Regions from separate parts of the Homo sapiens genome. Here regions 1, 2 and 4 are each linked to region 3. Evidence: chromatin loops called from intact Hi-C (ENCODE). Cell type or tissue: GM12878. All regions are shown on one strand. Links, peaks and the distances in the headings refer to the core of each region. The heading gives the core; the rest is flanking DNA.

The links. Peaks named below come from ENCODE experiments on the same cell type or tissue, not always from the same donor. Only the 100,000 strongest peaks of a DNase experiment are listed, where the experiment ranks them.
Region 1: a loop joins it to region 3, with 5 times the contacts of the local background. A loop is called at or near these places in 1 of 110 quality-filtered maps.
Region 2: a loop joins it to region 3, with 2.7 times the contacts of the local background. A loop is called at or near these places in 1 of 110 quality-filtered maps.
Region 4: it touches region 3 in a loop (2.9-fold over the local background); 1 of 110 quality-filtered maps calls a loop at or near these places.

The regions. Positions count from the first base shown.
Region 1 is chr4:10,805,698-10,813,628 of GRCh38, forward strand. It overlaps LINC02498 (long intergenic non-protein coding RNA 2498), which reads left to right. Exons shown (of 4, transcript XR_925377.3): 4 at 3,030-3,240. Among named protein-coding and RNA genes, the nearest start is that of LINC02498, 72 kb to the left of the region's middle. RefSeq lists an enhancer at 442-1,641. In GM12878, for the core only: no CTCF peak of the experiment used is centred there; a DNase peak (open chromatin) is centred at 4,414.
Region 2 is chr4:10,624,724-10,632,654 of GRCh38, forward strand. All of the region lies in intron 2 of CLNK (cytokine dependent hematopoietic cell linker), which reads right to left. LOC105374480 (a long non-coding RNA gene) reads left to right here. Exons shown (of 5, transcript XR_001741593.2): 4 at 56-196; 5 at 3,782-4,412. Among named protein-coding and RNA genes, the nearest start is that of CLNK, 56 kb to the right of the region's middle. In GM12878, for the core only: no CTCF peak of the experiment used is centred there; no DNase peak of the experiment used is centred there.
Region 3 is chr4:10,728,691-10,736,621 of GRCh38, forward strand. It overlaps a transcript of CLNK not described here. Among named protein-coding and RNA genes, the nearest start is that of LINC02498, 4.9 kb to the right of the region's middle. RefSeq lists a silencer at 3,670-3,719. In GM12878, for the core only: no CTCF peak of the experiment used is centred there; DNase peaks (open chromatin) are centred at 2,061, 2,727, 3,145 and 3,811; H3K4me3 peaks cover 1,196 bases; H3K27ac peaks cover 3,217 bases.
Region 4 is chr4:10,890,326-10,898,256 of GRCh38, forward strand. No RefSeq gene overlaps it. Among named protein-coding and RNA genes, the nearest start is that of LINC02498, 160 kb to the left of the region's middle. In GM12878, for the core only: a CTCF peak has its summit at 3,271; a DNase peak (open chromatin) is centred at 3,251.

The DNA.
Region 1 (7,931 bases), core at 1,463-6,462, 77 kb after region 3:
CAAATAAAGAAAACCCTACTTTGTTTATTTCCATCACCCCATTGAATAGCTTTCTTGCGCTACCTCAGTTTCTCCAAGGTCTTAGGGGGCAGAAAACAGAAACCTTTGGCAAAGGTCAAAGACAGAATGAAACACTAGCTTTATCGATGAATTCTTCTTGAAAGTCAAATTATGTGGTGGAGTTTCTTTCTCCAACTCTCCAGAGGAAAAATCAGTATACACAGGTGTATTAGTCCATTTTCACAATGCTGACAAAGACATACTCAAGACTGGGCAACTAACAAAAGAAAGAGGTTTATTGGACTCACATTTCTACATGGCTGGGGAAGCCTCACAATCAGGGTGGAAGATGAAAGTCATGACTCATATGGCGGCAGACAAGAGAAGAGGAGAGCTTATGCAGGAAAACTCCCCTGTTTAAAACCGTCAGATCTTGTGAGAGTCATCCACTATCACAAGAACAGCTCAGGAAAGCCACAATTCAATCACCTCCCACTGGGTTCCTCTCATGACACATGGGAATTGTGGGGGTTTCAATTCAAGATGCGATTTGGGTGGGGACACAGCCCAACCATATCAACAGGGGGCTCATAGTTTATTGGTATGGTAGGAAGCAGTAGATATATCCCTTGTGTAGCTCAGGTTTTCTCAAATCACATCAGCCTCAAAATTAAAACAAAAACAAAATATGTTTAATTAGATGACATTCTCTGTTGGTGGGGTTTTGGAGAACAAGCATCCTCATACTGCTGGCATAAATTCAAAATGGTACAATACCTATAGAGGGAAAGTTGGCATTATATTTTTAAAAATCCATGCATATTCATTCTTTGTCCTGACATACTTCTAAGTAAATATCCCAAGGGCAAACTGATTAGAAAAACCCCACAAAATCTAAAAGATGTACACACACTGTTGTGCATTATAGCATGATTTAAAGTGACATAGGAGAGGCGGAGTCACCAACTGGCATGGCTAATTGACCAGCTGGGCAAAAGGCATCAAGGCTACAGTTCACATTAGGAGCTGGAGGAATCACAAGGAAATTGGCTGATCAATTTGCAATTATGAATGGATGAGCGCTGTTCCAACCACCCAGAAGTGAAGGATTGGGTCATATCTTTCAGTCCTGCTGGTAAGCCACCTTGGCCTGCTGAATAGATGTCAAAGGGGCAGACCATAAGTACCAGATGCAGCCTGAGCCCAATGACAACATAGGGGCTTTAGCTTGTTCTTCTAATGTCCTCTTTCCAGTTTCCCCTCAGAAACAGGAGCCAACAGGACCATGAAGGGGCTGCTGCTGTAGTGTGCATGGCTGGAGTGTTCTGCCTGGTGCAAGGTATTGACTGATGGCAGCCTGGGGTGGTGCTACTCAAACATTCCCACTTGCTCCTCTGGCTTCCTTTGCCCTGCTTCCGTATACACAAGTAAAGAGGCCCCCTGACTTTCACATCTGACTTCCGACTAATTGCCTATTACTCACTTCAGCTGTTCATTATCATTTTGTAATGCATCAATGGTCCTTAGCAAGAGCCATCTGTTATGGACTGAATTGTGCCCCACCAACAAAACTCATATGTTGAAGCCCTAGCCTCTCATGTGACCATAGGAGATAGAATCTTTAAGGACATAATTAAGGTTAAGTGAAGTCATGAATTAGGCCTTAATCCAATAGGTCTGCTGTGATGATAAGCAAAGGGACAAATACCATAGCTCTCTCTCCATGTGCTCTCAGAGGAAAGGCCATGTGAGGACACAGTGAGAAGGCGGCCATCTCCAAGGCAAGGGGGGAGGCCTTAAACGAAATCAACACTGCTGACACCTTGATCTTGAACTTCCAGTCCCCAGAACTGTGATCAAATGGTTTTCTGTTGTTTAATCCACCCAGTCTGTGGTATTGTATTATGGTACCCTAGCAGGTTAACCCATTATTCAATCCTCTTAACATTACAGCTACTATTTTCTCCAGATATCTTAAATGCCAGATATGCCTCTGTATTTGATGTATTCTTTTCCACTGAAGTAGCCTCCCAGCTTGCCTTCAACAAATGTTGTAACGATTAGACTACCATCTTCTGTGAAACCTCGCTCTCTTCCACCTTTTACCAGGAATGGGGTCCCCCTCCAGCCAGGCAGTGGGTCATCCAGTTCCAAAACCCCTCTCATTGACCACTTTATCCTACCATATCTGTCTTGACAGTTGTAAGATGGATTTTTTGGAGTCAGGTGCTGACATGGCTGTAAGATATTTATTAGGAATCAACATGTATCATAGGAAGCAGGATTGGTTAAAGGAAGAAGTGAATTTCAATGCAGGCAAAATGAACATCAGAAAACATGGTGGGGAGCTCTGAAGCTAGTACTTCCCGTCAGATGATCCTGTGTTGGGCCAAAATGGCCAGGCCTTTCTACTCCTACCTTGCTCAGTCTCCAGAGATGGGCTGCCCTGGACAGGACGTGACTGCAGCTGGGGCAGCTCTCTGCATCTTCACAGATCCTGAAGGGTTATCAGCTAGAGGCCGTCTGCTGAATACATCTCTACAGCTGAGCAGTAATCCTTCCTTGCTGGGGACATGAGTTTCACATAATCATATTTACTTCTGTAAAAACCTGCAACAAAAGTCATTCTTAGTAATGGAATGTTTAAAAGCATTCTTTTCTGTGATGAGGAGAAGTTTCTCCTTCTGATCCCTTCTATTTGACATAATATTAAAGTGGCTTGCTAGTGTAGTATGGCAAGGAAAAAAAGAAGGAAAAGAAATAAGGATGATAAAAGAAGAAACAAAACTGTCATTATTTACAGATAATTTTTCTGTTATTTTTAACAATATTGTTGCAAACTATTTCAACATGGCCCCACCAATACCATCTCATATGCTGCTTTCCATGTACCTGAGACTCCTCCCACTGAGAGAGATCATCTTGCTCCCTCTCCTTTAAGCTGGGAGGGAATGAATGACTGCCCAGATCAATGGAATTCAGGAGAAGTAATGTTATGGTTCACTCTCTTTTCACTCTCTCTCTTTCAGAACACTCACTTTTGGAACCTGGCCACCATGTTGGAAGGAATCCCAGAGCACATGAGGAGGCCTTTTGGGGGTGTTCCAGCTGACAGCCTTAGCTAAGGTCTTAGCTAATAGTCAGCATCAACTGCTGGCAAGTGAACAAGGCTTCAGATGATTCCAGCCCTCAGCTTTCCAGCTGAAAACATTGTAAAGCAAATACAGCCATTTCCACTTTGCCCTGTCTGAATTCCTGACCCACAGAAGCCATGAGAGATAACAAATGATTACTAGTGCTTTAAGCCACCGGGTTTGGGAATCATTTCTTATGTATCAATAGATTACAGCAAATGTCAAAAAACTATAGATAAAGTTAGGATGATAATTCAGCACAGTTGCTAGATACAAAAGTCAATATTGAAATCAATTCTATTTCTATATACTGGCAACATACAGAAGTCAAATTTAAAATTTACAATAGTATAAAAATATAATTATCTAAGAACAAATATAACAAAATCATATGAGTCCTTCAAAGAGATAATCACAGAACTCAATTAAAATATACTGAAAAAGACCCCAAAAAGGAGATATGCAAGATATATATTACACTCATGGATTCACAGAATTAATATTGTGTAGATACCAATTACCTCAAAATTGATGTACTATATTGTACCAACCAAATCACAATCACTTAGTAATGTGTTGAGCTGATTTTAGAGTTCATAAGAGAATTGAGAAGTCTAAGAATAGCCATGGCCTTCTGGAAGAACAAGGTGAGTAGTTGGTCTCCAGATTATAAAGATAAAGGACTATAACAGAGTTACTGGTGCAAGGACAGAAACATTAGCAAATGGAGCACAGCAGAAAGCCTGGACACTGGCCTGCATAGATATTGAAGCTTTAGATACAGCAGATGTGGTATTGTAGCCACATGTGATGATGTGAACTGATGGATTTTTCCACGAATGTCATAGAACAATTTGGTATCCATATTGAACAAAAAATGAAATTAAATCCTCCTACAGAGAAACCAATTCCTGGTGGATTAAGAACTATATGTGAAAGGTTTAAAAACACAGATTTTAAAAACAAGATAGAAAAATATTTATAAACTCAGTGTAGAAAAGGGTTTTTTTTTCTTCTTAAAAATAGTCTAAAACCCATGACCCAACTAAGATTGGTCAATGTGACTGCATTAAAATTACGAATTGTATTCATCAAAAGAATCTCTATAGCTTACAGATGAAATAATACCCTGTGACTTGCTTCAGAACAATTTAGTGGAGCCAGTGGAGAGGGAAAGGTGTATATCTGACTCAAAGGGAGCCTGAGATGGTGGTCATTGTGACGAGGCAATGTTCATAATAGCAAAAACTGGAAATAACCAAAATGCCCATGAATAGTAGAATAGACCAAAAAAATGGCGTATTCACACAATGTAACCATAGAGCAGTCAAAATGAACCACAGTTATGTGCATCAGTATGAGTGGTTCTCATCTGGAGAACAAGAAACAAACCACAGGTAATCTATTCACTAAGATTCAAAAACAGAGAAAACTAAATGACATTTGTTGAGAGATTTATACATGGTTGGTAAAATGATGGTTACAACATTGTATGTAGTGGTTATCTCAAAGAAGGCACAAAGATAGAGACAAAGGGGCTTCTACATTACTTACCAAATTATATTTCTTTTCTTTTTTGAGACAAAGTCTCACTCTGCTGCCCAGGCTGAGCGCAGTGGTGCCATAACCACTCACTGCAGTCTTGACCTTGTGGGCTCAATCGATCCTCCCATCTCAGTCTCCCAGGTAGCTGGGACTACGGATCAACGCCACCACTCCTTGCTAATGTTTTAATCTTTTGTGGAGAGGAGGTTTTGCCACGTTGCCTAGGCTACTCTCCAACTCCTGGAATCAAATGATCCATCTGCCCCCGCCTCCCAAAGTGCTGGGATTGCAGTCATGAGTCACCACACCCGGCCAAAATTCTATTTCTTAGTGGTAGTTTCATACATGTTTCCTTCATTTAAAAATTTTATATTGTATATATATTTTAATATATTTTTCTGCATATAAAATAAAACTCACAATAGAAAAGAAAAACAGCAATAGATGTAGCTATTATGACAAAGCTCAAGAAGAATAATGCCTGCTATTTCATGTGTAGTATTTCTAATTCAAATTTATGAATTAGTTTGCCTTTATTATTAATTATTTTTAAATGAATTAGCTGCCTTTCTTTGGGCTTGCTTTAAAAATGAAGAATCACCACTATCGTTCTCTGATTCATTCATTGGTCTGCATATTTTCTGGACTGTTCTTGTTTGAGGCATGTTACTACATATTGGGGGCACAGAGATAGATAAGACTCAGGCCTTGCTCTAAAAGAGTCTGCATTTCAGTACGTGAGTGTGGTTAGTGGGAGCGAAGGATTAGTTGAATAACTTATTGCCCAGAGCAATGGTTCTCAGACTTGAGCATGCAGCAGAATCACCAGATGGGTTGGCAGAACACAGATTACCGGGCCCCACCCCCAGAGTATCTGATTCAGGAGAGCAAGGATAGGGCCTGAGAATCTGCATGTCTCACAATTCCCCAGTGATGCAGATGTTGCTGATCCAGAGGACCCTGCTTTGAGAATCACTGCTTTAGAACATTTGTATGATCTGAAAAGTATTCCTTAATTTAATGACTTCTCTCTTCTCAGATAGTTTTTTTTTGTTGTTGAAAAAAACTAAACAGAAAAAGAAATGTATCAACCCCCTATTCATGTAAGCAGGTTAAAATATAGTATTTTATTACTCTTCACATAACTTTTCTTTTGTTTGGTTTTAGATCTTATGCTTTCTTGATACAACTAAAGCTAGAGAGACATGGAAGTGGGGAGATGACGTGTCCATGCCTAAACTGGGCATCAGGAAAGGGGGGTATGCTTTAGCTGTTACTAGATCAGGCAGGGATTCAGAGCTGAAGCTGCTCCTCAGGGGAAAAGAGGTCAGACCCTCGGTGAGTTGTGTGGAATTACTTGCCCAGTGGTAGCTGGAGGGGCCCAGATTCAAGAGGCTATTGAAAGGCAACTCAGGATTGAGGCATCATCCCATTGGAGATAGTGGTTGTTAAAAATTTAGACAGATTCAAGAGGTAAAGATGAAGAAGATCAGCTAAAATGATCAAAAAGTTACTGGAATATGTTCATTTTTTAAAAAGTGAAAATGACAGTGGTTTATTTGGTTTCCAAACAAGAGGTTCAGAGGTGGCCAGTCCCGGCCCAGGGAATATGCTGGATGGTGCCGTCAAGGGCTCACCATCCTCAGTTGGTGACTATTTTCATGATCCCTGGAAGGCTGCTGTCCCTCCAGACACTTCTGTATTCCAGGAAGGAAGAAAAAAAAGACAGCAATGCATGAAAGGGTTCACAAGCTGTCAGGAAAGTAAAAGCTTTCCTGGAAGTTGCAGCCAGAATTTGTCTGCTTGTACCACGTGACTAACATTTCTCCATGTCCCCCAGTGCACAACGTGTATGTATATTAAATCATCTCATTGTACACTTTGAAAGCATACGATTTGTCAGTTAAACATCTTAAAGTAAAACAAAGACAAAACAAAAACCAGAAATGTAAAAGAATATTTCTGCTTGAATCTCACTGACTGGAACCATGCCACATGACCACCTGAGGGTGGAAAGAAGATAAGGGAGGTGGAATTGGATATGGGATTGGCTAGCCAGTGTCTGCCACACCAAGGAGAGACCCTGTTAGTTCCAGTCTTCCAAATGTTAGTCTTTGCCAGTTTTTTGGGACACACAATTTATTCCAGCAGAGATTTCTCTTGATAGAGTTTAATGTGAAACCATGCATTTCTCTCGGCAAGGCAGGCAAATTACTCCCTCTCTTGGAGACTCATTCTGGCTTGTTTCATAGGATGGTAATTTAGGTGCTGTCTTTGGAAACAGACTTCGTTGGTTTGAATCCTGGCTCCTCTTATTAGTTGTGTGACTTTGGGCAAGTTACTTTCTCCCAGTGTCTGCATTTCTTCATCCATAAAAGAAGAATTAAAAGTGGTTCTCACCTTATCAGAGTATTATAGGAGTTAACACAACAGCTAATATAGCGCATGTGAAACAGAACAGTGCCCAGTCCAGACTAAGCCCTGGATAAATGGATAAATGTTAGCAATTACTCTTCAAAGGTTAGAAATTTACGTGGTCCCAACCTTTCTCACCTGGTTTATGTAAAATGCCTCTCATTTCCTTCATACTAATTGAAAACTTATTTTTCATTTTCCTTCAAGTTTCTTGTTTCTGGAAGCCTAGAGTTGCACCCAGTGTGCATTTCTCAAGTGACACGGTTGCTAATCTCTGTTAGGCATTCCTGTCCTGACAGTCAGTTCATTGCCATGAATCTCCACGTTTTTGGTGAGACCTGTGACATCCACTTCCTAGGAAGGATGCTGCTACCTTAGACCTAACTTTTTTCAGCCTGAGACTTGAAACTTGCCCCAGCAGATTCCCAAACTGAAGCTATTGATGTTTCTGAAGCACGTGCTTCTAGCAACCCTGAAAGCTCTGGTACCTCTGCCCTGTGTTCCTCAAGAAACAGTCTTTCCTTGGCTTTTAAATGTTCCATGCTCAAAATAGCATTTCTATTTGCTAAATTTCCTTTTTCTGTTCCAATATTATTTTGGGAAGGCTCAGCTGGGTTTCCTAACCCCTTATTATTCTCTGGCAGGTCACTTTCCTTCTCTAACACACATGGGCCTAGCCTTGTTTGTTGGGTTTCTGTATCTCCTTTCCTTTCACTATCCCACTGGCTTCTGGCCCAGATATTTATTTCACTAATATTCTCCTCTAGAGAACCTCTTGTGGGGTTCCCACAGTGAGAGATATGGAATGAACCAGCCTTGGGCCTGAAAAGAACACAC
Region 2 (7,931 bases), core at 1,457-6,456, 100 kb before region 3:
TGAGCTGCTTCCCATAGTATTTGGTTATGAAACAACTCATTTTATTCTTTTGCAGAATCTTGATGACTAGCATTTGGAGGAACACACCTTGGGAAATGGTGATTCTGTCCAAACTTTTTGTGTTATGGCTGTGAGAAATAGACTTACAGAAGGAGATGTCCGCCCCACATCTCTAAACTCATGGGTGGAAACTCAGGTTGAACTTAACGTTTTCTCGATTCTGTTTCCCTGATTTCAGAGACAAGAGTCTGGGATGTCTTTCTTGGCAGTTTCCAAGGACAAATTACATAGTTTTACTGGGCAGTAGAATAATAACCATCATGGTATTGTGAATGTGAACCCATCTTTCATTCCCAAAGCTGCAGGCAAGCCAAGATCACAGTAGCATTAGCTCAGAGATGCCTTTGATAGGAAGATCTCTTGCCCATGGTGCTGTAAAGCCATGCAGGATTTTAACAGACCAATCCACCAGGCCCTGTGGATGGCTGGCAAGATTTGAGCCTTGCTGTGACAGGGAAACATTAGCCGATATAATTGAAAGCAGAGCTGTCCGCCACTCTGCAGAGGGAGGTGTTTGGCGTACAAAGGCAGAGAGAGGGGGCAAACATGACAGGCTGACACCACGGGGAGGTTATTTCAACAATTTGTGTTTGCTTTTCTCACTGCCTCTGCCCTGAGCTTGGCCCTTCTGGGCTTGTTGCTCTCTTTCCAACAGACTGGTCCCCTTAGACCCAGTGAGATCATCAATAGACTTTGGAAATAAAGAGTGCCAGATGGTTATTGTACTACAGGCGTGTGCAGGTGCATGTGCTTGTGTGTAAGAGGGAGAGACAGAGAAGGACAGACACAGAGAGATACAGAGAGACAGGGTCAGAAAGATAAAGAGACACAGAGGTAGAGAGAGGCAGAGACAGAGATTAAAACACAGAGAAAGAGAGACAGAGAGAGAGCAACAGAGTGACAGAGACAGACAGGCAGAGATAGAGAGAGGCAGAGAAACAGAGACAGCAGGAAATAGAGAGACAGAGAGTGACAGAGACAGAGGCAGAGATAGACAGGAAGAGACAGAGTCAGAAAGCAGAAACTGGTTCTGTTACCAATCAAACTCCTACTGATGCATCTGAGGCCAATGTAGCTCAAGGCTGAGGGTTCTCATATGGGGAAGGAATTCTCTAGACTAGGGAAGGAAGCCAATGTGTTATGACCTTCTCTGTAGTGGGCACATTCATTTCAACCGTTCTTTTAATTTAACCTTCACAGAAACATTCGTGTGTGGAAATGATTCCCACCTTTAAGGTGTAGAGGCTGAATCTTGGGGGACATCCTTCACTCGTGCACTTTGACTGGTTGGGGGTGGTGCTGGCTTCAAACCCAGGTCTCCCTGGCTGGGGCTCATGCCTTGTCCACTGTGCAGTGTCCGCCTGCCCAGTACAGCTCTGCCTCAGTCCCCATAGAGCTGGGGAAGTGGCCTCAGAACCCTGCACCCCATTGCTGCATCTGTGGAGTGAGGTTTGCTCTGAGAGCAATGATCTGAGCAGCTTTTGTCACCAGGATGCCTGGATTTTAGACAGACAGTTCCTCTCTCCCCTTTTTGTTTCTCATTCATGCTCTCCTTCTCTTGCTTCTTTTTATTTCGTTGACCCACATCAACTCATCTGCCTTTCCTCTGATTCTCTTGAATGTCATTTATTCGCACCAAATTCTTTCTTTCCTGTAAGACAACTGGAGAAAGTCAGCTTCTCCCTCCTCACTTTCCCCTTTCCTTTCTTTTTTGAAATTTAGTTTTTAAGTTTATATTTATAGAATATTTTTATTACAAAATTAACACACGAGAAAATTGAGAAAAGTACAAGAAAAAAACAGGAAAATAAAAATCGTATAATACAAACGATATATTCTGGTTTGTGGCACACATATATGTAAATACTAATTTTTTGGTAAAAAATACATGCATTAGGATATATGCACTATGAGATGTACCTCCATGAAATCATATTTGATGACTGCATTACAGTTTGTAATGTCACTGTCATAACGTGTTTTAACAATTTCCCAAATTCACAGTTGCGGACATGTGTTTTAATGTCTGACATGGAGTGTCATGCCACGTGCTTTATGCTTCACTCCTGGTTCTGCCTTTCACTACCTTTGTGTTCTTTGAGTAGGCTGCTTAATGTCTCCCTACCTCAGTTTCTTCACCTGTAAAACAGGGAGAGATTTTGTGCCACGTTTCATCCATAGACTAGCTCTAGAATCTGGTTCTCATGATACAGCCAGCCTCTGTAAACTTCACCCAAGCAATTTGCTACATCAGCGAGAGGTCAAAGCGGTGTCCAGGGCAGCTTTCCCTTTAAGTCTTTCCAAAAGACTTAAACTTTCCTTTTTCTTTGAAGCTGTTGGCAGGAAACTTGATATCCATAGAGAATGGGTTCATTTTACTTGACGAAAACTGTGAGTTTTACAGACACCTCCCTGAGGGCCAGGAGTAGCTACAGACTGTGGAGGTGGAAGGTGTCCCAGGTGTTGGAACACAATTGCCACCTTTATGCAGAACAGGAAGCACATCCCACACACCTCAAAGCCTGGCCCTGCACCAGGACTTTAGAGCCTCAACAAAATGAGAATTGTCCCTCCCAAACTTGCCCTTTTCTCCCTCTGTTCTGGCATTTGGAGGAAACAATACCTTTAAAAAGCCATTAGCCACATAAGCTTCTGTATGGTTACTTATTTAATATCATTGGCATTGGTTTCTACTTAGTAACATAGAGTACTATGTTAGGTCTGATTCATTGATCCAAACAACATTGCCACTTGGAACCATGACTGGAGCGTAGTGGATACTGTCAAGGCCAGGGAGAGAGAGACAGAGAAGGACGGACACAGAGAGGGACAGAGAGAGACAGGGTCAGAGAGACAGAGCGTCTCTCTGTCTCCTCCTTCTGCTGCTGCAGGGTGATTGCTAACTACTCATGTTTTAATCCTTTTTGGGAGGATTGCCTTTGACTGACAGGAGCCACAGGGCTTGGTGATGTCTGAGAGGTTGGGTTCCCCACTCCCACCCCCACAGGCATTCTGGGCTACAGACTGCCTGAGCCCCTCACCTCTGGGCTTCACAGAGTCTGTGAAATAGCTCAGCTCCAGAACTTACTGAGAAATCAGGCTTAGGTCAGGCCTCCCCATAACACTTCTTCCCCCTTCTGTCTCCCTCTTTCCCCTGCAGGGTTCTGCTGCAAGAGGTCCCCGCATAATTCACTTGCACCAGAATCCAGGTCTCAGACTTTGCTGCTAGTGAGACCGCCACCTCTCACTTGGATAACAGCCTTTTAACTGGCATCCTGTGTAACCCTCTTGGCCTCCTCCAATCTGTTTCCAGAAAGCAGCCTATGGAAGCTTTTCAAAATGTGTACCTGTTTATATTACTCTAATGCCTAAAAACTTGTAACAGCTTCTTGCTCTTGGGACAGTGTCCCCATGGACCTATATGGTCTGGTCTTTAATAATCTTCGAAGGCTTATCTCAATGTTTCTCCCTCACACAAACTCCCTCACTGGCCTTTCATTTCCTTAAAAGGCTTGTTTAGTTAGACTTGTTTTTTTTTTTTCACTCTTTGCTGAAATTCCTAATTGTCCTTCAGATTTCAACTCAAGGCTACATTCAAAACTCAGATGAAATCAACTCATAGTAGTTTGCAAATATTCATTTATGAGATTAGTTACATTTTTCGGTCTGTATTGATGTTAACTTTGTCAAAGTCAGGGTCTGTTTCTCCTTTGCTCTCCAGACTAAGACGGCACCTAGAATGTGGTCCAGCACATTGAGAATAGAGCAGAAGATGAAAGCTGGAGGGGCTGAGGGGCCTTGGAGGCAGAGTTGGGCTCAACTTCTCATTCCCTGGGACGAACTGTGCACAGTAGCCTCTGCTCCTCCTTCTTCAGTGAAGACTGCGATGCCTGTGTTGGGGCTCAGAAACCGATACCCCAAAATATGATGCTTTGTACATGCTGAACTGAAACAGGAGCTTTAAGCTCTTTCAGGCCTCCCCACATCTTACCGTCTCTCCCAAAGTGTAGGATTCTCTGAAAGTCTTTGTCTGCCTAAAGTCCAGACCTACCAATGAAGAAAACAATCACCTCCTGCCCTTTGTCTGAGTTTTCATGAGCTGAACCCATATTGCAGGAAGGAAGGCTAAGATCTGTCAACACACCTGGGCAGACTTTTGTCACAAACCATTGTCTGCTCTGAGGACCCAAAAGAGCTTGTCCCAGATAATTGCCTGTTCTTTAAGGCTATTAAATTCTCCCTGGTAACCATTTACTGTCCTTCAACGGAAGTCCTCTTCTTCCCCCTCCCATGACCTGTATGACCAGCTCCCATGCCCCCATTCTTTCTGTAACCTCAAGATGGTTTATAAACTTCTGCGCCTCATTGAGGGGTTGGGTCTTCATTCTGAGGGCTCCCGTGTCACCTAAAGCTATGGTCAGATACATTTGTATGTGTTTTCTCCAATTAATCTGCCTTTCGTGAGTTGATTTATCGTGAAACTTCAGAGGATGAAGGAGAAATTTTCCCTTTGCACCTATGCCTGCCACCCTCACAGGCTGTGTGAAGGTCCTTCTTCAAAAAATACTGGCTATTCTTGGCACTGACCTGGCCTCGGCTTTCAGGAAGAGAGGGGAGGCAGGCTCCCTTTCCCAAGACATGCTGGCAGCCTGAGAGTCAAGGCCATGGGGTGTTCACAGATGAGGCCCCCTGATATTTACATGTCTTAGGGATCAGAAGTGGGCACAGCTGGGGCAGAGCGAGGAAGTGCTAACACCCACCAGGCATCTGCGAGGGGACGCCCACATCAAGAAAACCTCAGCACAAGGTTGAGTGTTTCAGCAAACCTCGGGGAGATTGCACATTTACTCATGAAGAGACCACATGGTGAGGTCAGCCCCAAAACCAGGCCAATGTCTCTCAAGCCCAACTAGTTTTCAAGACAATGTCTTGCAACTTATAGAGTTTGGGGGGAAGGCAGTGTGAAGTTCAGGGGGGAAGGCAGTGTGAAGGTGAGCATATCAGTAGCTACCCACCATGCTGGCTAATCACTGGGAAATTCTTTTATAAACAGCCACAGTCTCTCTCAAGTTTTCCAAAATTAGAACCTCTCCAAATTTATTTTTTTCAAGGCTTCAGAAATATCCCATAAATCTTTGAAAACGAAAATTTCTTCTCTCTCCTCAGTCCTCACCCAGGGCTTCTGATGCTGCCAGTCAATCCCAAGTCATGCTTGGTGTTTGGGGACCACGGCAGTGCAAAACCTCTGAGGGCCTGGGGAGAAGGAATACCTGCAAGACTAAGAATAATGAAGGGATATAACAGAGGATAGCCTCACTATGCTCCTACTCCAGAAAATTGGATTATTGTCTGCAAAGATTCCTCAGTCTTGTGGACACTGATGAAATATTGTAGACTGGAATTGAATCTGGCTTGTTGTCTGTTTGTTTATTCCTGAGCCTGATAATTTATTTGAACAACTTTGCCTTTCTATAGTACATGATGATCGGCAAGTTACTATGACACGCATTTGTACCCATTGGACTCTGTGACCATTCTGAAGATAAGCTCTTGTCACCCTCCTCATGGAAAAAAATGGAGATTCATGAAAGTCAAAGGACTGGCCCAGGCTCTCACAGGCAAAGCTGGGATTCCAACTTGTGTCTAATGAGCCAGAAGCTCAGAGTCGTTTCCACTCTTTCTGCTCACTCTACACCAAACTCTGGGCTATGTGTTGTGGATTCAAAAATTTTGGAGCCACTGTCTCTCCAAATAGGCTGTGAATTCTAGGAGGGGAAGAGCCAATAAAATTAATTATAGCACTATAGAGGGAGAGGGAAGGCTTATATACCTTTCCCCAAGTCCACTTCATTCCAATTTCCTATCTATCTACACCATCTGAGCATCCTTCTTTCTCATTCATTCAGTCATCAATTTTTAGTCCATCTTTTCATTTATTCATAAATTTGTACATTTCTTCAGCAATTATAACAATAAGCCATTACTTATGAGGTACTTACCACAGCCTGGTCACTGTGCTAGGTAGGCACCACTGCCCTATAGGTGTTGTGATGTCCATCTGCTTGTAGCAGGTAAGCAGGATTGAGGGCGTTTCTCTCATTACACCAAGCCATTTATCTCCAGGCGTATTTGCCAAATGAATAAATGGATGGAGAAATAAATAAGGGCTGTACTGATATTATTTACAGAATGTATGAAAAAGAAACACAAAGGAAGAGATTCCCTGACTTTTTGCCACAGACCAATGGCACCAAATGCCAGTGCTGCTTTACGGAATCAGCATTTCTGGATCCACTTGCATAGCTTAAAGAAAGCTTCTCTTTTGGCCTTCTGTGTCTCTCCTGCTCCTCCTGATGTCTAGCAGTCTTTGGGTAAATATGGTGAGGTCAGCCCCGAAGAGCTCTACAGGTTCTAGGCAGAGTCTGAGTGACTGCTGCCCAGAGCATATTGATTGAAAAGCACATTCAAGTGTCTAAGGTATGTGTCCTCTCTCATAAAGGCTGAGTACTCCAGCTGCCTTCTGCGGGAAGTCATTTAATGATGTTCTGTTCTAGGATAGGTGGCACTCGGTAAGTAGAAGGCTGGAAACCAGAGATAGGTGGGAGAGGAAATATTGCCTTTGCCCCAGATGCTCAGACCAAGAAAGAAAGAAATGAAATGACAGGGGAGGAAAGATCACAATTACAGGCAGCTGTAAGTTTTGCAGATCTTTGCATTATGTGAAAATAAGATGAGGACCCTTGGTGGATAGGCAGTTGATCAATCAGTTAATCTAGACATGTATATGCAATGGTCAGGAACTAGGGGTAAAGCAAATAATTTTAAACATTACAGAACAATTTCAGTAATCTTTGATTCGTGTCTAATATTAATTCATTCTAGCCTCATTACCAAGTAACCAAGATATAGAGGAGAGAAAGGGAAACGAACAAGTGAAAGGGAAAATATTTCAACTGTAGTGTCTGCCAATTAGAAAATGTTCTTTTTAGTCTCAAAGCAACTCTATGACATAGAAGTTACCTTTACTTTTTAGTGAAGCTCACACAGGCAAAAGGATTTTCTCAATTCTCCTTCAGAGGTCACACAGCTATTGGACAATTGGGTAAGGATTCAAATATGTCTTTTTTTGAGGTCTGTCTTTTTATTTAAACACCTACCCCTGTTTCTGAAATAGAAGGCTCAAGGTGCGCATTACCTGATTTACAGATTGAGTTGCAGTATAACATGGTGGCTGAAGGCATGAATAGCTCTTGTCTAGGGTGTTTACCTGCTATCTCTAATTGGATGACTGATAAGCATGTAAAATTTAAAATATCCAAAACGTAACTCTTAACATTCAAAACTCCATCTTCCCAGACTTCCTTGGTTCAGTGAATGGCAACTTCTTTTCCCCAGTTGTACAGTACGAGTGTCCAGGCATCGTCCTTGACCATCTCATGCCTCTGGACCAGTTCATAACCAATGCTGGAGATTTTCCCTCCAAACTATCTTGAGTCTTTCCACCTCTCTCCATCTGACCTCTGCCATGTCCACCATCATCTTTTTCTATCTCCAAGCCCACAAAATGTGAAGACAATGTCCTTAGCCCTTAGCAGGAATTCAACAGGAATACATCAGGAGAGGGGGAGGGACTTCTAATTCTGCCCAGGCAACATGCACAGTATCCCACGCATATCAGACTATACAACTTTCATTTAACATCTACAACCTTTGTGTGACTATTTGTGGAATATTCATTTCCTGTACTAAGTTGAAATGCCACAAGGGCAGGGTCATCTTTTTTTGTGCATCATTGTACCCCTAGGTCTAGCCTAGTGCCTGACATTCACTTCAGCTCATCTCTTGCTAAATGCCATTGGTGCACATTGCCC
Region 3 (7,931 bases), core at 1,741-6,740:
CTGTTCTCCTGCCTCAGCCTCCTGAATAGCAGGGACTACAGGCGCCTGCCACCACGCCTGGCTAATTTTGTTTTTTTTGTATTTTTAGTAGAGACGGGGTTTCGCCATGTTAGTTAGCCAGGATGGTCTTGATCTCCTGATCTCGTGATCTGCCCGCCTTGGCCTCCCAAAGTGCTGGGATTACAGGTGTGAGCTACCACACCCGGCCCCTTTCTTATATTTTTAGCATATACCTTTGATATTATTCTTGACTTGTATGTTTAAACGTATCCAAGTTTGATCACTTTATACAGCAATTAATTATTCTGTGGAATCATATCTTTTGCCATGAACTTCAACCCAGATGCATGTTTTATATGATGATTTCTGTTAATTTCCTGATAATATATAATCCTTGTTAATATCTCATACTCAAATCTTTGGATCATTGCTAAGTGAGAATGGCTGCTTCCTCTTCTGAATTTTTCTCTTTGTGTCCTGTTTGGCACTCTGTACCTTTTAATTTAGGGTCTGGATTGTCTTTTACTGGTCTTACACCAGTCAGAATGGCTATTACTAAAAAGTCAAAAAATAACAGATGTTGGAGAGGGTGTGGAGAAAAGGGAAGTCTTATATACTGTTAGTAGCAATGTAAATTAGTACAGCCTCTATGGAAAACAGTATGGAGATTTCTCAAACAACTGAAACAAAACTACCATTTCATCTAGTAATCCCACTACTGAGTATCTACCCAAAAGAAAATAAATTGTTATTTGAAAAACAGGCCCTCACTTGCATGTTTACTGCAGCACCATTCACGAGAGCAAAGTGTCAACCTCAGTGTCCATCAAGGGATAAATAAAGAAAATGTTACACACTCACCCACACCCACACATACCCACTCACACACTGAAATACTATTCAGCCATAACAAAGAATGAAATCATGCCTTTTGAAGCAACACTGATGAAACTAGAAGCCATTATCTCAAGTGAAACAATCAGAAATGGAAAGTCAAATACTGTCATGGTTTGCTCTTGATGTCCCTTAAACCTCTATACTGTAAGAACTGTAAGGAACGTTGCAAAAGTTTGAAACATATAATTTATGTATAATTACCTGCCCATTAACTTTTTCCCCATGATATTTACTTGACCACGTTTCATTAAATGTTTAAGGTATAATTCTTGCAAATATGAAAGATCACAAAAGATGCATGTTGGAAATTTTCCAGAACGGTTACTATATTCAGTATCAAGACAATACTTTTACTGCCATTTGTTTTTGAAAAACAAATGGATTTGAAATATAGACACTGATTTATATGAATCAAACCTCTAAGTTTATCCAAAGAAACCAACAGGATGCTGAGTAGCACAATGTGAGGTGATGATTAAAAGCCAAAAGATATGGCCAGTGGCTGTGTTGGCAGTGGCTGTGGGGCCCTAGTCACGCCACTGCATCATGAGTGTTTCTGGGCACCTACCTGGCAAGCTCACGGTCTGCATAGCCACCATCTGCGGCCACCCTGGCTCATCACTGCACCATTGAACCTCACATTGTAAAGAATTTCCTTCCATGGTGTGGTGCTCCTGCAGTTTTCCCCCATTTCACTAAGTGATACCAGCATGCCCTCAACTCTGAGAGTCATTATATGACTCATCTGTTTCCCTCACCTTCAATGTTGGTCTATTGTCAAGTCGTACTGATTGTGCTCCCTCCAAAATATATCTGAAAATCTGCCTACTATTCATTCCCATTCAGCCTTCATTGGTTCTTGCTGGATAAATATAATGACCTTGAACTCTACATTGAATTTTTAATCTTGCATTTGAATACATTTCTGGGTGGCTCCAAATTTCCCTTTCCCCTACCTCAAAAGGGAGTTGCAACTACAAGTGAAGTATGTCCTACTCTATAGATTTAGAAATAGAACCACCGCTGAAATACATGTTCCCAATCTCCCAGCACGTTGAGATCAAAGGGAAAAAACCCAACCGATCAAAATCGTACATGCCTCATGTACTGGAAACTCCAGAACTACTGAGAGTTTCATATGGGTCTATTCTTACTTCATTGTGGTCACCTCTGGTTTACAACTCATATGTACGTTTAACCATTTCAGTGTATGAGGGTTTTTTTTAACCATCACATGCATACTGTATCTATTCCCCATGGTACCATCTCAAGCATGGAATTCATTCGCTTAATTAATTTACACTCACATGCACACATACACACACACACATCTTTTTGTGTGTGGACTTTACTAAGGTTTAGTTAGGAAGGAAAGCTACAGATTTCTTAGGTACACGTGACATTGTGATACACGCATACAATGTGTAATAATCAAATCAAGGTATTTAAAATATCCAGCACTTCAAACATTTATCATTTGTGTTGAGAACATTCCATATGTTCTCTTCTAGCTACTTTGACATATACCATAAATTATTGTGAACTATAGTCATCACACAGTGCTATCAAACATTAGACCATATTCCTTCTATGTAACTGTTTTTTTGTACCCATTAACCAACTTCTCCAGAAATTTGCACAATCATTATGTATTAGTTTTAGAAAAAGAATTATTTACTTCTCATCAACAAAAACTTCAAATGAACTATCAGATATTCTTTTTCTGAGACAGTCTCTCGCAATGCAACCACAGGGGATTTCTCCCCGGGTGGTTCGGGGCTCCCAGTCCTCCAGTCTCATGCCACCGGGCTACCCATTCCTCTCCTCTCATGCAGGGGTTTTTAGCCACATCTTTTGTTCCTTAGTTTCTGGTAATCACAATTCTCAGGCTTTTTCTATAACCTCAACTTATGAATGTTACTTCAAAGAAAGACAGATTCTTCCTAAGAGGAACTCTCTTTCATCTGTTAAGATATTTTGTTATTCTCTCTTAAAAGGGGCTGAAGATTTCCACTCATGTTGAATGTTTCTAACAATTTGAGTTTGATATTTACCCTACAGTTATTAACCAATAATTTCTTATGAGTGTGGCATCCTTTTTGTTGCTGCGATATCATCATGGTGTGCAAAATGTGTCAAGAATTCTGCTCTCATGGAGGGCAGAATCCATACATGTAGTAGTATCAGTTACTGTTAAAGTGTAACTACAAAAAGAGAAGGCTTTGCAAGAAAGGAATTCAGTCCTGTGAAATCATACCACATGCAAATCTAACGTAGTCTGAAGTTTGGTGAGTTTGAAGCAGTGGTTTGTTCCTAAAGGATTAGCAACGGTCTCTCTGAGTGGTGGGGCAGGGGACAAGCCCTAGTGAGTAGTGTTTGCTGATTTTCATGTTGTAAATGTCCTCATTATGGCTGATTTCAAGCAATCAATATGAATGTGGAATTGGGAAGACAAGTGCAGTAGCCACCATCATATAGCATTTTTATTATACAAAAATGACCTCAAGATTATAGAGTACAATGTGGTGAAAATAATTAGAAAGTAATGAGTTTTGCATATTTATTACCTTTGCTTTTAATATATTTATGAGTTTATGTAATTTCATTTTTAATAATAGCTCTGTTGAACAATCAGCTCATAAAATGTCTGAAAATTTAACAGTCAGTCTTTGTGAGCTCATTTAAGCTACATCTGGCACATTACTGAAGGTTGGGCGGATTTAACAGGATTTGAGGAGCACACAAAGCTAGCAGCCCCTGCAAAGGCCCTGTGGTGAGAGAGAGATTGGCAAGGCTGTTATGGATTTTTGAACTTCATCTTAATGACAAGTGAAAAAGCTACAGGTTTTTAAGTAGGAGTGAAATGGTATGACTGAACTTGGAAAAGTCCTGTGGTGAGACGAGGGGGTTTTCCACTGTCACTGAGTGGTTTTGTTTGAATTTGAGTAAACACCCAAGGACAGGGGTTCAAGCTCTGAATGGGGACTAGCCTTTTACATTCCATCTAACTCTGAAGTTCCATGGCAATCAAAGACTAAACTTGTAGAGGAGAGGCAGAAGAGGTGAGAATTGATGAATTAAGAACCTAGAAGAGGTGTGTTGCACATTATAAATATATATATGACAGCAACTCGAGGACCAAAAAAAAAAAAGCCTTATCTTTAAAATAAATAGCCACAGGAAGCCAAGTGAGTCAGGTGTTTTTTCTCTCTCTCCCTCCTCATGGGTTCCTATTTTTAAAACATCACTTCCTTGAAGTGTCAGACAATTATATCTGCTAATATATTTTTGCCAACATGATCCTAAAGAGAATAATATGAATTATTTATGCTGCTCCCTTTTGGCGGGAGTGAATAGGACAGTAAAGGCTCTGACATTTCATTTTAGGAAATTTCTAGTGCAGGAGATTTCAGAAAGCACAACCCAAGATTAAGAAGACAAATGAGCAGCTTCAATGTAGAGGGAAAATAATCCACCAGCAATTCCAAGCCCCCCTTTCGGTTATAGCTGTCAATTATGGCATTGGCTTTTATTTCCCCTATCCCCAGGTGATAGCCACAGCTTCCTGTCTCCTCAGCTGCCTGTCTTGGGGGTGCCTCTGCCAGACCTCTTTCATGGCAAGAGCCCTGATGCCACTACAGCCCCCACGTCTGCCCATAAACCCTGTGCCACAATCCACCTCTTAGTCACCAAACTCTTCAAGTCACCACCACCCCGGACATTCATGACAACAGCCCACCTTCCCCCCTTCACTGCCCGTTCAGATCTTGTCCCCATCAGTCCTGGGCCAGGTGAGTCTTAAGAAAAACACCTTTGGAGACAGTCAAGTTCCTGCTTCATTATGTATTAACCATGTTATACTTGGTAAGCTGGAGAAACTCTCTTGGTCTTAGTTTTCTGATGTATAAAATGGGGACTTTTTTTCCAAGTTAGGTATTGAGAAAATGAGTGTTTCAAAGTGCCTAGCACCTTCAGTGAATGATAGCACATTGCTTTCTATGATTATTAATTTTATGCACTACCTGGTTTGCCATGCATCTGTGTGTTTTTCAAAGTCCTGCTAATTTATTCATTCTGAGCATCTGCCATATGCCAGGCACCATGCTGTCCATCTTCTTTTGCTGGCTGTAGTTGATAGGAGCTTGTTGTATTTTGTCCAGAGATGCTTTTATCACTTTTCATAGAATATTAGTTCTGTGTTGCTGCTGAACTAAGTGCTAGAGTTCTACAGAGAATGCAGCAATGTGTTCCAGCCCCAGAGAGTTGACATTCCTGCATATCCATCATACATAAGTGCCATTCTCCTGAAGAGTCGTTTCTGAATATATATTGCTAATGTTTACTTCCTAAGAGTGCATTTTTAAAGTTAGTCTATGGCCAGCTGGCCCATTAGAGATACATATCTTTTTCTTTTCTTTTCTCTTCTTTTTCCTTTGGAGTGGAATAGGAGAAGACAAACCACTACTCAATAAGCATCTACTATGTGCCTGCACTTCTGTGAGGTTTATAGTCATTATCTCATTTTTTTCCCTAGAACAACCATATGAAAAGCCTTTCTTTACGTGGTTTTATAATCAAGTTAGCCAAAAGTCAGAGAGGTTAAGGAACTGATTCCCAATCGTAGGATTTGCAAAGCCTGAACCTGGGCTTCCTGACACCAAACCTGGGCATTTTGTTGCATGCAATGCTATAAATCTACGATTGATTGCATAGTTCCACCATTCTGGTCTTGGGCCCACACATATCTCCTCTCACAACATTATGGCAAAACTAGTTACATTGTACTGTCAAGTGAGACAAACCTGGCATTACCCAGCCGAATCTTTCCCTCTTCTTTATCAGAGAATTCAGGTCACTTTTACTCAGGACCAGTCTGTTGAGAAGTTTGTCCTTTTCGTGATTGAGGGAAGCATAACAAAAGTAAAGTTGAACAGACTCACCATTGAAGACACAGCAATTTAGCAAGAAATATGACTAAATGACTTGCAACTGTATTCACCATGTGTCTTCTAGATTATGGCCAAATCCCAGCTGCCATCACAAAAATCTTCTTCGATGTCAAAATTCCTGGTATTTTACATCAGTGCTTCTTCAGAAAGCTCATCCCTTTCTGGCCCCCTTGTAAGGATCTTGGACTCTGGGGATCTTGGTCTATTTGATGAGTACAGTGGTCAAGGAGAGCCAGATCAGACAGAAGCACCTGCCTGCTACCCACGGGGACATGAAGTTGTTAACAGCAGCCTGGACTCTGCTGGCTCTAGGACAAAGCAGGTGAGCTGAGTTGAGGTGGGTGGCGGGGGCGGGTGGCACATAAGCCTGACTCACACCTGCTGTTGACATCAAACAGTCACATGTTCCTATGGTGCCTGTTGTTTATGTCAATGAAGGGTAAGCCCTGAGGTCAGGAAACTCAAGATTTCTCCCATCCGAATGTTCCTAGAGTGAAGACGGCAAATGTGCCATCTCTTTTCTTTCTTTATTTAGAGGCATTCTATGTAAGATCAGGATGCTAATGCTTTGTTATGTCCATTGAAAATATCTTCTCCCAAGATGGGACTTGCCTTCTCACTGTTTTCATGGAATCTTTTGATGAAAATAAGTTCATATTCCATTTCACATTGATTGGTGGTGGTTGCCTGCAGCATAACTTTACAAAGAGTTCTGAGATCCTGGGCTGGCTCAGTAGGAAAGAGAACTATGATCTATTAGAAATGTCTGACAACCATACAGGCCCCTGGGACTGTTGTTTTATAGCCCTGGAATAAGCTAGCTAACTAGTCAAATGGATTTCAGCTCACTTTCCTGCCAAGGTACCCATTGGATAGAACTCTGGGAGCATGCAAATGCAAAGACAGAAATTCATGAAAGAAGCAGAGATAGTGCAGACTTTCAGTAAATAGTAGACACACACACGTAGATCATTTCTCAAGGAGAAAGGTACATTTTACCTTCCTAGGGGAGGTGAACTAAGCTCTAGATTTGAAGGATGAATAAGTTTAAAAAGTAGAACAAAATTGTATAAGTTTTCATATATGCAAGACTAATAAGTTCTAGAGATTTTTTTGTACAGCATAGTGCCTATAGTCATCAATACTCTAGTACGAATTTAAAAAATTAATGTCAAGTTTTCTTACCAAATAAACAAATAAGCAAATAAAACAAAAAGAACACAAGAAAAATTTAGAGGTGCAGGATATGTTTATTGCCTTAATATTGGTGTTTTTTTTTTCTTGTTATTGTTTGTTTGTTTTGAGACAGAGTCTCGCTCTGTCACCCAGGCTGGAGTGCAGTGGCATGATCTCAGCTCACTACAAACTCCGCCTTCTGGGTTCAAGCAATTCTCCTTCCTCAGCCTCCCAAGTAGCTGGGATTACAGGTACTCACCACCATGCCCGGCTAATTTTTGTATTTTTAGTGGAGATGGGGTTTCACCATGTTGGCCAGGCTGGTCTCAAACTCCTGACTTCAAGTGATCTGCCTGCCTCAGCCTCCCAAAGTGCTGGGATTACAGGTGTGAGCCACCGCACCCAGCCATTGCCTTAATATTGTGGTGATGGCTTCACAGGTATGTCCAAAATCATCACATTGTATACATTAAATATGGGCAGTTTATTGTATACAAATTAGGCCTCGATAATGCTTTAAAAAAATCTCAATAAATAAAAATGGGCAGTGGTATGAACAGCATGGTGCATCCATGAAAATTCAAGCTGTTTTGTGGGCCAGGGTCATTTCAGGTCGGCATAGCCTGTGACGGGAAGAGTGAGGCTGAAGAGGTTGCTGGGGTCTATGTCATCATGAGCACACCTTCTCTATGTTAAACAGTTGAGATCTTATTCTGCCAGTTATGGGGTTCCTGGTCTTTGTCCTATTTATTAGCATCAGGGTGAAATGTGAGATTATAAAATAAGGCTTGGCAGACAGGAAAGACAGAATAACAAGAACATGAGGGAGGACAGGCTTAGAAATTAGTGGGTGGCAAGTTAGCAGCCTCAGCTCTTTCATCAAGGAGCTGGGCTCAAGCTACATGTTTG
Region 4 (7,931 bases), core at 1,053-6,052, 160 kb after region 3:
CAAGCAAAGACACAACGACTACAGGAGTTTGTGTAGAAATGACGTAGCTCTCCGGCCCCTCAGGCAGGCTAACTCTGAGGCACGTCTTCTACATTGTTCTGGAATTCTCCAGTAGACACAGTAACAAACGCTTTATTGCCCATTTTGTTTCCATTTCACTTCTTTGTTCCCCTACTTATGTTTGCTACTTGCACCTGTATCCCTGTTGCTGAGTCTCCTTCTGGGCAAACGCAATCTAAGAACCCTGCAGGAAGGCCAGCATCTACTTCCAGGAAGAAAACCTGGAGCCCATGGTGGAGTGAGTGCCTCGGTTTTGGAGAGCTCCAATGACAAGGTAGTCAGTGTAGCGCCTTCGGTTTGCATAATACAATTGATGACTTATTTACAGAAAAGCACAAGTTATAGTGAACTGAGCTAAAATTGAGTGCATTGAGGGCAAGACACAGAAGATGAGATAGGGGCAGGAGAAGCTTGGAGGCATATTATAAAGACACTATGGTTTAAATAGATGGAGAAAAGAAAAGATGTTATAGAACAAGGGGCTCCTGAGAACAAGTGCAGAACAGAGACAGGCATCATTGGCTTGGTCAGCACTCAATCACTTACTAGTATACATTCTTTCATTAATACTAAAATGTTTCAAATTTATAGAGTGGTTTTGTTTTTGTTTTGTCTTTTTGTTGTTGTTGTTGTTTTTTGTTTTTTTTTTTTGACAGAGTCTAGCTCTGTCACTCAGGCTGGAATGCAGTGACATGATCTCTGCTCACTGCAACCTCTGGCTCCCAGGTTCAAACAATTCTCCTGCCTCAGCCTCCCGAGTAGCTGGGACTACAGGTGCACACCACCACGCCTGGCTAATTTTTGTATTTTTCTTAGAGATGGGGTTTCCCCATGTTGGCCAAGCTGGTCTTGAACTCCTGACCTCATGATCCACCCACCTCGGCCTCCCAAACTGTTGGGATTACAGGCATGAGCCACGGCACACAGTAGAGTGTATTTTTTATGCGTCACATCAATCCCACGTTTCAAGCTGATAGCAAATGGGTTACATCATTTGAATTGTGACCTCTGATAAAATATCTTATTTTGCTAAACCTATTAGGTGAATATTTATCATTCTGTCATTTAGTGAGGGAAAATAAGGCTCTTAGAAACAGAGCCAGAGTTTATGCAACCAGTCTGTGAAGCCACCTGGATGCAACACTGAACTACAGTAAAATAACCATAATTTTGAGCTACATGCCAGGAATTGGGGTGAACTCTCATTGCAAATGGTATTTTGTTCCATCTTCCTGGTGATCTTTACTAAGGTATTATCCTTTCAATTTTTCAAAAGAAATGGGAGTCCAGCATGGTTAAGCTATTTATAGAGCTAATAAGTGATGTGTTTCTGAGGGAAAGAGAAAAAAAAAGTATTTGGTGTCAGTTTAACCCTTTTTTTCTTTTGCAGCCCATGAAATTTTGCTTGTAAATTCTGATGCAAAGCAAACCATTTCTATCCTTCTCTCACAGTAGAGATCCTCATTTCTTTGATCAAGTGCCTTCTCCAGACTCATCCCATTCCAACAAGCCCATATGGACTGTTGGCTGTATAGATTCTGCTAAGCTAAGCCCCTGGCCATCTAGAAGCAGGAGATAACCACATTAAGCTTCCCATTATGTCCCTGAGCCTTTTGTTTTGCAATTATAGGAGTGCAGGTTCTGTCTAATACAGATGGGCAGAGGGCCAGGAAAAGACTCTGACCCTTCATTGTTTATGGGAGAATCTGAACTCTGCCAGCACTCAATAAAAGCAAAACATCTGCAATGTACCTGCCACTATCAATCAACGAAGAGCTATTGGTAAGCTGAACAATGACCCTCTGAAGCTATCCATGTTTTACTCCCAGCAGCCTGTGAATACGTTACTTTACATAGGGAAAGGGACTTTGAAGATGTATTTAAGGATCTTGAAACAGAGAAATTATCCTGGATTATCTAGGTAGGCTCAAAGTAATCATAAGAATCTTTATAAGAGGGAGGAAGGAGAAACAAAGTCAGTAAAAAGATGTGATAACAGAAGCAGAGGTTGGAGTGATGGGCTTTAAAGATGGATGGAGCCAATTACTTTTTTTTCCATGAGCCAAGGAAATGAGTAACTTCCAGAGGCTGGAAAAGGCAAGGAAATGGATAATCCTTTAGAGCTTCCAAAAGATGTATGGCCCTAATGACCCATTTTGGACTTCTGACATCCAGAAATATGAGATAATACCTAAATGTATGTTGGTTTAATCCACTTAGTTTGTAATAATTTACTACAGCAGCAATAGGAAATTAATACGCTAGCTAATCATTTCATCTGTGGGCAGTTTCAAGTCAACTATATGTGTTGACTTATAGTATATGTGATTCGGGCCAGGAATTGAGTGCTAAGTACTACGAATCAGGGTTTTAGAATGAGATGTCCTGAATTTGAATCCCAGTAGGGCCACTTACTAGCTATATGATCTTGGGCATATTAATTACACACTATGTGTCTTAAATTACTCATTTGTAGTTCAGAGATCATACCAGTTTTCTTTCTTGGTGTTATGGTGATTGTATAACATAATATATTAAGTTATCTTAGGGCATAGCATTTGCATTATGCATTTTCTTTACTCTCGTTTCATTTGTTTTCCTTCTCTCATGCAGTAAGAAGTATATTTTTGTGGATTACCCTATCAGGAAACAGGAACTTTTATTAAATTTCTTGTTGGCATGACCTCTTTCTTGATAATACCTGAGGAAGTTGTTAGTTTAGTATTTCATAAAGAGAGCAGGGTTAATTGCAAACAATCATACCTTCATGATAAATTGAACCATTTATAAATACCTACAGTAATTATGATCTGACAAATGTATACAACCACCAATTACTTTTTTCCAGGATCCTGATGCTCTGTGCCCATTCTGGCTGGTCTTTCCTTCTAGTGTCTTAACTGATGGGATGATGGTTCACTTCTCTGACTCCAGAGCTGCCCGTGGTCAAAGTTCAGCCCTCATGTATTTTGTGCATTTCTGTGTGGCTGGTGAAAATCCACATGTGTAATTTGCCGACGGTTCCTCATTTCCCCCATACTTTCCTCCTCCTGTGATTGCTTCTCACAGTCCCTGCTTCTGTCTTTTGTGGAAGGAACTTTATTTGCATTCTTAGTTGCAGGAGAGAAAAATGACACCTTTGGGAATCAGGTCTATCTTTAAGACTGTTCCATTCTCAAAAACAGTCTTCTTGCTGCCCTTTCCTGTCTCTGCCTGCAGAGGCACCCTTTTCCTGTCACTTCCTGTGCTCCACTAATACTACTCAGAGTTGAGTTAAATTGTTTTCTGTCTGAGGTTCCCCTGGTAAGCAAGTTTAGGTCCCCTTGATGTGAGTCTCAAAACTGATCACTTTGTCATTCCTGCAAAAAGATTCAGCCTCTGATATTTAGCTTTTATTCATCTGAAAAACATGCATCAATACTTCCCAAATGCATCAAGAATTGTCTTGAGCTAAATCCTGAAAGCAGGCTGAGGAGCATCAGACGTAATTAGCTCCTTCCTGCAGGTCTACCCTTCTCCTTTGCAGGGCTCAGAGCAGGAGAACAAATGCAGGGCTACAAACTATATGGCTAAATATTTAAATATTACACATAAAAAAGCAAACTATTTAAATGTGCTATACCCCACTGCCCTTGCATACCCCTGATACCATGAATTAAAACAAATGAGCTCTTGTCATGAGTGCCAAGCCATTCCTTATTATGAAATGATTTATTTCATTCAAGCCATCTGAAAAGAGAAGATGGGGTAAACTAAGAAATTTGTCTTTTCTCTTCAGTATTTTCTTGCTCAAGTCCTTCCTGGATACTGAAGCAGTACACATGTTTAAAGTCAGTAGTTGGCATAATCCACAAACCTTCAAGAATTTTAGATGTAGGCATCTCTTCTTCAAGAACATAAGGCAGGAGATATGAGAAGAATTTCCTGGGGTTAGAATAGTGTGGATAATAGAAAAAGATGTTTATGGTCAAGGTTGTCCTGTGTCTGCAAGAAGTATCAGATCACAAGTAAAAGAGCCATTCCCGTTTTGTTTAACAAATGTGTGTGTGGTTATGTGTGTGTGTGTGTGTGTGTGTGTGTGTGTGTGTGCTTTACTGGATACTTTAAAGCACAGAGCTCTGGGCAAAAGCCCCTCTTGGTAAGATTTAAGAACCATATTTTCCCAGGTTTTCACTTAAAGTGGCTGGAATGAGCTATAGTCCTTTAAGAGCATGGTGGCAATGTGCTTAAGAGTGAAAACTGCCTGGAGTTACAGAAACTCCCAGGTTTTTGTAATCTAGTTGAACAAAAAAGAATTAGGAATATGAAGTCATTAGCATTACAAGGCATCTCTTGACTGAGTTAAGTGGTAGCAAGGATGATAGCTTTGTTAATAGTGTGGAGTTTCACGCATGGATTGCATTGGAAACACTAAATTTTGTATATGGAAAATATGGGATTGGATTGGAGAAAGAGAACATAAAAATTACAGTGCATAAAACTTCAATAAAAACATCACGCAATATTTTATGTTTTTCTTATCACATGGGATGAGAATCCACATCAAAATTGTCACATTAGTCTCCATCACAGGGTTTATTAATACACAATCTTGAGGCTCTGAGAGTGCTGCAAAGGGAGATGGAGAATAAGGAAGGTTATGCTGGGTCAAGCCCAAAGAGGCAGGAGCAAATTGAACACAGTATTGGGTAGGCATTGAGAGGTTCAGAGAGAACAGAATCAAGCAGCAAGTCACAGGCAAGCACCCAGCTTTCAGTGCTGGGATCATAAGAGCCTGAGACAGGACAGGAACCTTCTGAAATCATCCAAAGATAAGATGAAAGAATAAGAAGTGGAGAAAATGGGAGCGCGTGTGAAGGCAGTTAAATACACCCAGACCCTTGCATAAAAGGATGCCACTCTTACCCTAAGAGCAGATAGGAGAAATGAGTTTAAAGATAAAAAACCACAAAAGTTTAATGTAGCTACTGGGGTTTCTCTCCTGGATTCTACATAACTGAAAGGAAGACAAGGAGTAATGAGTCATATGGAGATCAGTAGATGTCTTTTAATACTGATAGAGCTGAAACGGAAGAAAGTGTCATGGATATCCATTGCCAGGTAGGCTTCCTGATCGTCATCTTCAGTGTTACACATATTCATTCACCCCAGCAAAGACCATGCCAAACCCGTCCACGTGAGGATTAGGACCTGGAGCAGCAGCTTAGAACATGTGGTTCTGACTACCCAGACAAAGGGCTTGGGCTGCATGAACTACTTCCCGAAGGCTGTCATGACAAAGTACCACAAACCTGGTGGCTTAAAACAACAGAAGTTTGTTTTCTCACAGTTGTGGGGTCCAGAAATCAGAGTGGGTAGGGCAGTGGTCCTTCCAAAGCCTCTAGGGTAGAATCTTTCCTTATCTTTCCCAGCTTCTGGTGGGTTCAGGAGTTGCTTAGCTTGTGGCCGCATCACCTCAGTCTCTGCCTCTGCCTTCACGTGGGTCTTCTCCTCACCTTCTCTTTGTCTCATCAAAGATTCTCCTGCCTCTTCTCTTAAAAGGACATCTGTCATTGGTTATAGGGCCCACCTTGAATCCAGGATGATCTTGAGATTCTTAATTACATTGGGCAAATACTCTTTTGCTAAATAAGTTCACATTTATAGGTTCTAAGAATTAGGACTTAGACATATCTTTCTTGGGAACCACTATTCAATCCACAACACTGCATATACCCACGTCTTTTTCCAAAGCTACCACCGAGGTAGGTCCACCCTCTTCTGAAGAATATCCAGGAAGAGGGAGAATGTGAAGGAGGCCAGGGGTCCTACTGAAGAGGTCCATCCTCAGTTGATAAAAACCAACATCATGAATGGGGACAGCTGTTCTCCCTAACAGTGCCATAATAATAACAACCATTCAATGTGCCAGGTACTTTTGTAAGCAGTTTAGAGGTATTAACTCATTTAATCTCCCCATGAACCTGTGAGAAAAGGACTTTTATTATCCCCATTTCAGGTGAGAAAACTGAAGTATAGAATGTTAAACAACTTATCTGAGCTTATGCATAAGTAAATGGTGCAGCTGGAATTAAATGCTGGCAGGCTGGTTGCAGAGGTCAATCTTAGCCCCTGACTTTCCACATCACCTGGTACATTTGCCATCTGTACTATGATGAGACTGGGGTTATCATATAAACCGCTCTGGGAGAACTATGATCAATGGTGCCTTGAACTACAGTAAATGTACAACAGGGAAAAGTTGAGTAAATGATGGTCTTCCCCTCTAATAGGATATTCTGCAGCAACTTTAAAAGTATTTTTGAAGATATTTCATGATAATCTAAAATATTCATAAAATCATGTTAAGAGAAAATGCCAGATTATATGTAATTCAAAAATATATCTTATATCTATAAATATATTCATAGAAAATAAATCAGAAAAAGTATATTAATATGTTAATATTGGTTGTCTCTACATTGGAAACTGTTTCTTCTGTCATTTCTTCTGTATTTTTCAGATTATCTGCAATAAACATATATTGCTTCTATGGAAGTAAAAGCAAGGCTGCTATTAATTGGGGCCAAAGAGAAAGATAAGAAATAATTCAAATTGTTTCCAGGAACTGGTAGATAAAAAACAAAACAAGACAAAGAAAAGGGCCCCATCCTTGGGCCTGTGCAGGAGCATAAAGAGGAGAAGCATTAGGTTCTAAAGAATTTTGATTAGCAAGAGCCAGACAAGAACCTCAGGGGTGGTGGCTGCACGTGCATGGGGTGACATGAGGAAAGGTGCCACAGAGCACACAGAAGACTCCCAGTCGGTTGATTTCCTGTGTTTTCTGGCTGAAACATGGAGCAGGCATCAGAGAGGCCAGAAGGATAGCTCAGCATTTCCTGGGCAATAGTCCAAGCTTAATTTTGCTCACAAGGTTTTTACACGTTCCAAATGAGAACACTGTGGTGGGCCAGCTTCCTACGTCTCCACCTACATCACTCATGGGGGAGCATTTACGCCAGGTCTTCCCTGTGAAACCTGATTCTGTATGCCCAGCACTGAGGAGGCCATCTCCAGATGAAGCAGAAGCCCTGCACCCTACCCTACCCTACCCTACCCTACCCTACCCTACCCTACCCTACCCTACCCTACCCTACCGTACCCTACCGTACCCTACCGTACCCTACCCTCTTTTCTTTTTTGAGACAGAGTCTCGCTCTCTCGCCCAGGCTGGAGTGCAGTGGCGCGATCTCGGCTCATTGCAAGCTCCGCCTCCCGGGTTCACGCCATTCTCCTGCCTCAGCCTCCGGAGTAGCTGGGACTACAGGCGCCCACCACCACGCCCGGCTAATTTTTTGTATTTTTTTTTTCTTTGAGACGGAGTCTCGCTCTGTCGCCCAGGCCGGAGTGCAGTGGCGCATGCCCGGCTAATTTTTTGTATTTTTTAGTGGAGACGGGGTTTCACCGTGTTAGCCAGGATGGTCTCTATCTCCTGACCTCGTGATCCGCCCGCGTCGGCCTCCCAAAGTGCTGGGATTACAGGCGTGAGCCACTGCGCCAGGCCGGCAGAAGCCTGATCTAAACTTTAAGGCTGGGTCCAGGCAGTTTTCACTCTAAAGCACATTGCCACCATGCTCTTAAAGGACTGTAGCTCACTCCAGCCACTTGAAGGGAAAAAGAAGTGGTAAAGATACACACAAAGACCAGAGCCGGTCCTGGATCTAGAAGGCCAAGTGGTGTTCAGGAGCTAAGGCTGTCCAGGAACTAGCTAAGCTCTCTTTGTCTTTTCCTGCCTTCATGGTTTCATTCACCTGCTCAGGATGACTCCATTTCACATTTCACATCTACTTCAACTTCCTTTTTCTACCAGCTGGCTTTTTGCACTGTTTAAT